Regions from separate parts of the Homo sapiens genome. Here region 1 is linked to region 2. A link is a loop called in an ENCODE intact Hi-C map of the cell type or tissue named here. Cell type or tissue: K562. All regions are shown on one strand. Links, peaks and the distances in the headings refer to the core of each region. The heading gives the core; the rest is flanking DNA.

What was found. A loop is a pair of places that touch in the nucleus more often than their neighbours do. Peaks named below come from ENCODE experiments on the same cell type or tissue, not always from the same donor. Only the 100,000 strongest peaks of a DNase experiment are listed, where the experiment ranks them.
Region 1: it touches region 2 in a loop (3-fold over the local background); 9 of 110 quality-filtered maps call a loop at or near these places.

What each region holds. Positions count from the first base shown.
Region 1 is chrX:115,225,458-115,228,384 of GRCh38, forward strand. All of the region lies in intron 1 of LRCH2 (leucine rich repeats and calponin homology domain containing 2), which reads right to left. Among named protein-coding and RNA genes, the nearest start is that of LRCH2, 7.2 kb to the right of the region's middle. In K562, for the core only: a CTCF peak has its summit at 1,636 (motif pointing right); no DNase peak of the experiment used is centred there.
Region 2 is chrX:115,641,956-115,644,882 of GRCh38, forward strand. PLS3 (plastin 3) reads left to right here. Exons shown (of 16, transcript NM_005032.7): 10 at 1,358-1,553. Among named protein-coding and RNA genes, the nearest start is that of PLS3-AS1, 81 kb to the left of the region's middle. In K562, for the core only: a CTCF peak has its summit at 1,176 (motif pointing left); no DNase peak of the experiment used is centred there.

The DNA of each region.
Region 1 (2,927 bases), core at 185-2,684, 420 kb before region 2:
AAAAATCGATTCCATATGAATTAAGAACTTTAATACCAAAAACAAAACTAAAACTCTTAGTAAAAAATGTAGATGAATATATTTTACATATTCTTAAACAGGACACAGAAATCATTGACTACAAAATTCAAGATTGATACATTTGGCTGTATTAAAATTTACAAATTTGTCCATCAAAACACCCCTCAAAGAGCAAAAAGGCAAGTTATAAACAAGATATTCAAAATATACAAAACAAATGATTAGTATAAGGAGTATTTTTTTAAACCCATAGAATTCTATTTTTTAAAAAAGGACAACCAACCAACAGAAAATGGGCAAAATAAATGAAAAGCTATTTCACAGTACAGGAAAGACATATGACCAACAGACATCTGAAGAAAGGTTAACATCATTCGTGATCAGGGGAATGTAAATCAAGAAAGACTTCATCGAAATACCTTTTTAAACACACTTGGTCAAAATTTTTAAATTTGACAGTACTGTTTTGGAGGGCACATAGATTCATAGGATCTCCTATACATGTCAATGGAAACAGAAATGATAAATCGGTTTGAACACTGACATACTATACAACCCAGCAATTCCATTTTCAAGTATATACACAAGAGAAATCCTTGCACAAGTACAAGAGACATGTATAATAATGATAGTAGTGCTATTCCCAAGAGAAAAAGGAGGAGGGGGGAATGAAAATGGCTATCAGTGAGAAAGTGAATAAAGATGGTATATTCACATGATGCAAGATAACACAGCCATCCAAAAGAATGAACCACAGTTTTACATAACAATTTGGATGAATCTTAGCAATTTAATTTTAACTAATAAAATATAAAAATTACCACAGTTAAATAAAACATAGTGTATGTATTACTTTTTTTAATGTTCAAAACAAGGAATAAGGAAATAAGATTTTGAAACGTACGGCTTGAAAACTGGCTACTGGCTTGAAGGTGTTTTAGTAACATTGTTTTAGTAACACATGACAATCAGATTTGCATATTAGAAAGAATGGTTTAGCTACAGTGTGGAGGACTAACTAATTTAAGTTGAAGAAAACTTGAGACAGAGAGATCATTTAGAAAACTACTGACAGGTCCAGTTAAAGGTAAGGAATAGAGGAGAATCTGAACAATGACATTGAGAATAGAAAGGAATGAAACTGATCTGAAAGCTATTCAAAGAGTTATGACCAACAGGCCTTAGTCCCTCACTAGATATAGAGGCTGAGGGAAAGGGAAGAGTGGAGAATAACTCCCAAGTTTTAGATCTGGGTGACAAGGGGGCCTAGGGTGAATAACGAGAGTTCATTATTTGACATATTGAGTTTGAGGAGACTCTGAGATATCAGCATTCATGTAGTTTCCTCCATCTAAGAATAACTATAAAATCTGATGCCTCCTCTCTAAAGGCCAATCCTCCAACTTCTTTATAAAGCCCCCCTCTGCTGTTCAAACGACCAAATCAAATGTTATCCCTCCCTCTTTGAACCTATGCTGCACTTTCCATTTATCTTACTCTAACCCAGGGTTTCTCAACCTTGGCACCATGGACATTTTAGACAAGTTAAGTCTTTGTTGTATGGGGCTGTCCTTTTCAATGTAGGATGCTTGGCAGCATCCCTTGCCTCTACCCACTAGATGTCAGTAGCAACCCCCAAATTGTGATAATCAAAAATGTCTTCAGCCAGGTGTGGTGCTGCAGGACTATAGTCCAAGCTACTCAGCAGGCTGAGACAGGAGGATCACTTGAGCCCCCGAGTTAGAGCCTGTGAACAGCCACTATATTCCAGCCCAGGCAACATAGCCAGGGCAACATAGCAAGGCCTTGTCTCTTAAAAAAAAAAAAAAAAGTCTCCAGATACTGTCAAATATCCTCTGGAGGCAACCTCTCCAACCCTACCCTTCCCCACAATGAGAACTACTGATCTAGGATATAATAGGTATATGAGTTCTTATTTTAAACCATTATGAAATCATTAACTCACTGAAAGCAGCAACTTTACAACCTTTACAAAATATCTATATGACAAATCCATTCTTACATACTCATTAAGGTAGTTTAAGGACACAGTCATCTATGTTTAATTTACTATTTCTAATTCACAAAAACCTTTAAATGTAATTATTTCCCATTGACATAGACATCCCCAACCAAGTAGCTCAAAATACTAAGGATTTACGTATTGCAATTATTTTTTTAAGAAGTGAAAAACTCTAGACTATACATACTAGATTCTCTTAGGAACATAATCATTAACAAAAAGCCATTTCTGAGTGAAATCCAAATTCACAAATGTTCTAGAATCAGTTCATCTCCATATGGTTCAAAGAAAAGTTTATGTCACAGTTATCTTATACCTGTCTCTTGTCACCTTGAATCTCTAATATTCTACTGAGACAAGTAATTAATCTAAAAATAAAGTGACAACATTCTCTGTCACAAATTAGAAAAGACTACACAGAATCAAGTGTTCCTGAAAAGGAAAGAACTTACTTTCCTATTTGGAAAAAACTTTTCCTCAAAGAATTTGATATAAAAAATACATTAGAAAATATCTACTGTTGAATTATCCATTACAGTCCATTGACAGGTATTCTGTTAATGGAATGCTATCTATTTACATGAAACAAGAGAAATGTAAAGATTAAACATTACAGTTTGACCTTTAGCAGATTGAGTGCACTAGCTGAAAGTGAGAGTAAACATAAACTTACATTGTTATTAAATTGGCTTATACAGTTTTCTTTAATTACATTAAATGGTTCCCTGGCGTGTAAGGTATTTTTTTTTCTGTAAATGAGAAGCAGACAACCCTTTCTGAAACTTTCCAGATAACTGATTATAAGAGTATTACAATGTTTTAAGAAGCACCCAAATACACTCAAAGTGTAGAGAAAAAAAGAAAACTAAAATATTTCCCTTTC
Region 2 (2,927 bases), core at 157-2,656:
ACCACCCAGGTGCCTTTGCTCATGCTGTTCTCATGGTTTTCAGTGTCCTTCATCTTTTTCAGCTTTACACCTTCTTTAGGGTCTTTTTTTTTTTTTTTTTTTTTTAAGAGACGAGGTTTCGCCATGTTGGCCAGGCTGGTTTCGAACTCCTGGGCTCAAGCAATCCTTCTGCCTCGGCCTCCCAAAGTGCTGGGATTACAGGCGTGAGCCACCACGTCCAACCAAGGCCTAATTTTAACTCTGAACAGTTTTACCTGTTTTTTATTTCAATTTAACTTTTTTCTCTTCGTCTTTGTAATGGAAAAAATCCCTTCCTTTCGTCCTAACTTTTTTAATCCTTCAATTCCCTGAGATTAATCCTTGGTCTTGCCTTCCACCATTCTCCCTACGCTCAAAAGAAATCAGTGGAAATAGATTCTCTGCTTCTCTTCAATTCAAGCAACAGTTCACAAGCATTTCCCTTGGGATTTGAGCATGACATGAATGAAGGTGTCTGTCTTCTCCCTCAGCCAGGGAAGCCTACTTCCACAGCTCAGCACAACTTCCTCTCTCTCTAGCTCGCTCTCCAGCAGTGCCCTCCTTTCTAGTTCCTTCTGCTGCATAACACAGCCCCAGAGGTTCCAGGGTTCCAAGGAGTCCACTCTGTCATGAAGCTCATTGACTTAATGCACAGTACCCAGAAGCCTCAGTGAAGTTCAGCTGAGAGCCAGTAGAAAAAAGGAGAAACTCCAAAGCAGAAAGTAGTAAATCAGCAAAATAAAATAAAATAAGCCAGGTTGAAGAGAATGAACCCACAATTTACAGAAAATGAACACCATTTTCTAAAGGAGACTTAAGTAGGACTACAGTTAATACCCTTTCACATTTAATAATTAATTGAGATTCATTGTAGATAAAGTACATTTGAAAAAAAATTTTAACATAATTCTACTGAAAATATCTGAATATTTAACTTGAGGTGGCTTAAAAGGACAATTGAAGCTGTTTTCCTATTGAGAAGGAAAAAAGGAAAAGTGGAACCAGAGAAAGTGAAGATGGTGAATGTATATTTTTCTCTACAGATTTTCAAACAAAATCTGGGAGTTTCCCCCAACCTTTTACGTAACTTCTTTCTTAATGCAATTTAGTTAAATGTACTCAGTAGTTTGCTGTGTGATCTGGCGCCATCTAGTGTATATTACAGGTACTGCATCTCCAAGAGGGCCAACCTTTTTTTTTGCATTCAAAACAATTTTATAATAAGTACCATATGTTAGCTAAAAGAAAGTAGAACTGTATACCCAGACTATGACAGTGGGGAAATTTTCTATATTTTTAGTGTGGCCTTTGACAAAGTCTTCCGATTTTGTTTCAACAGGAAACAGATGATTTGAAGAGAGCTGAGAGTATGCTTCAACAAGCAGATAAATTAGGTTGCAGACAGTTTGTTACCCCTGCTGATGTTGTCAGTGGAAACCCCAAACTCAACTTAGCTTTCGTGGCTAACCTGTTTAATAAATACCCAGCACTAACTAAGCCAGAGAACCAGGATATTGACTGGACTCTATTAGAAGGTAACTAAAAACCTCAATTTCGAATGTGTGGGACTATAGAGTAGAAATACATAGGCCACAATGATTTTACAATCTAGACTTAATAAGTTTTTTTATATCTACAAGAAGTAGATGGCAGATGCTGAGTAAAAACTGGCAGGAAAGTACGATACAAGTGAACTTTTAAAGTAAAGTAGTCGAGGCCGGGCACGGTGGCTCACAGCTGTAATCCCAGCACTTTGGGAGGCCGACATGGGCGGATCACCTGAGGTCAGTAGTTTGAGACCAGCCTGACCAACATGGTGAAACCCCGTCTCTACGAAAAATTAAAAAATTAGCTGGGGCGTGGTGGCACATGCCTGTAATCCCAGCTACTCGGGAGGCTGAGGCAGGAGAATCACTTGAATCTGGGAGACGGAGGTTACAGTGAGCCGAGATCGCGCTATTGCACTCCAGCCTGGGCAACAGAGTAAGACTCCATCTCAAAAAATAAATAAAAAAAATAAAAAGTAGTCGAGTCGCTTAATGTAAAGCCACTTAGTAAATCAGTATTTAGTTTTAATATTTAGGGTTAGACCACTTTTTAATCCTCTCACCAGGAAAAAGTGCACATATGCATTCAGTTTGACCTGTAAATTTAGCATATATTTATGTTTCATTCATCCACAGTCAATGTAACTGGAACTAACCCCAACTCCTTTCACCTTTACCTCCTCAAGAAACAAATGATAATATATACTAATTTTTTTTTAAGTTTTGGAAAGGCAGAGTTTACCTTTTCCAGATTATATATGTGTGAAGCGTAGTCTATAAAAATTAAGAAATGCAGCCAGGCGCGGTGGCTCACGACTGTAATCCCAGCACTTTGGGAGGCCAAGGTGGCCAGATCACCTAAGGTCAGGAGTTCGAGACCAGCCTGGCTAACATGGTGAAACCCCGTTTCCACTAAAAATACAAAAAATTAGGCAGGCATTGTGGTGCGCACCTGTAATCCAGATACTCGGGAGGCTGAAGCAGGAGAATCCCTTGAACCTGGGAGGCAGAGGTTGTAGTGAGCTGAGATCGTGCCATTGCACTCCAGCTTAGGCAACAAGAGCAAACCTCCATCTCAAAAATAAATAAATAAATAAATAAATAAATAAATAATGCAAATAGTAATTCATTGAGTGTCCACTGATATTTCTATAAAACCAGTAACTTAACTGATAACATCAGTTACTTTGAGGGATGCAGATTCGAGGAAATATTGGAGAAAGATTTGAGAAGGAGACTATAAAAAGTTCATAAACCTCTAAATTGCTTAACTGGTTAGAATAAGGTTGTATTCTTTAATTTTAAAATAAATTCAAATTTTAAAAATAAGCCTGTACCTAGAGAGAATGTATGTACTTAGAA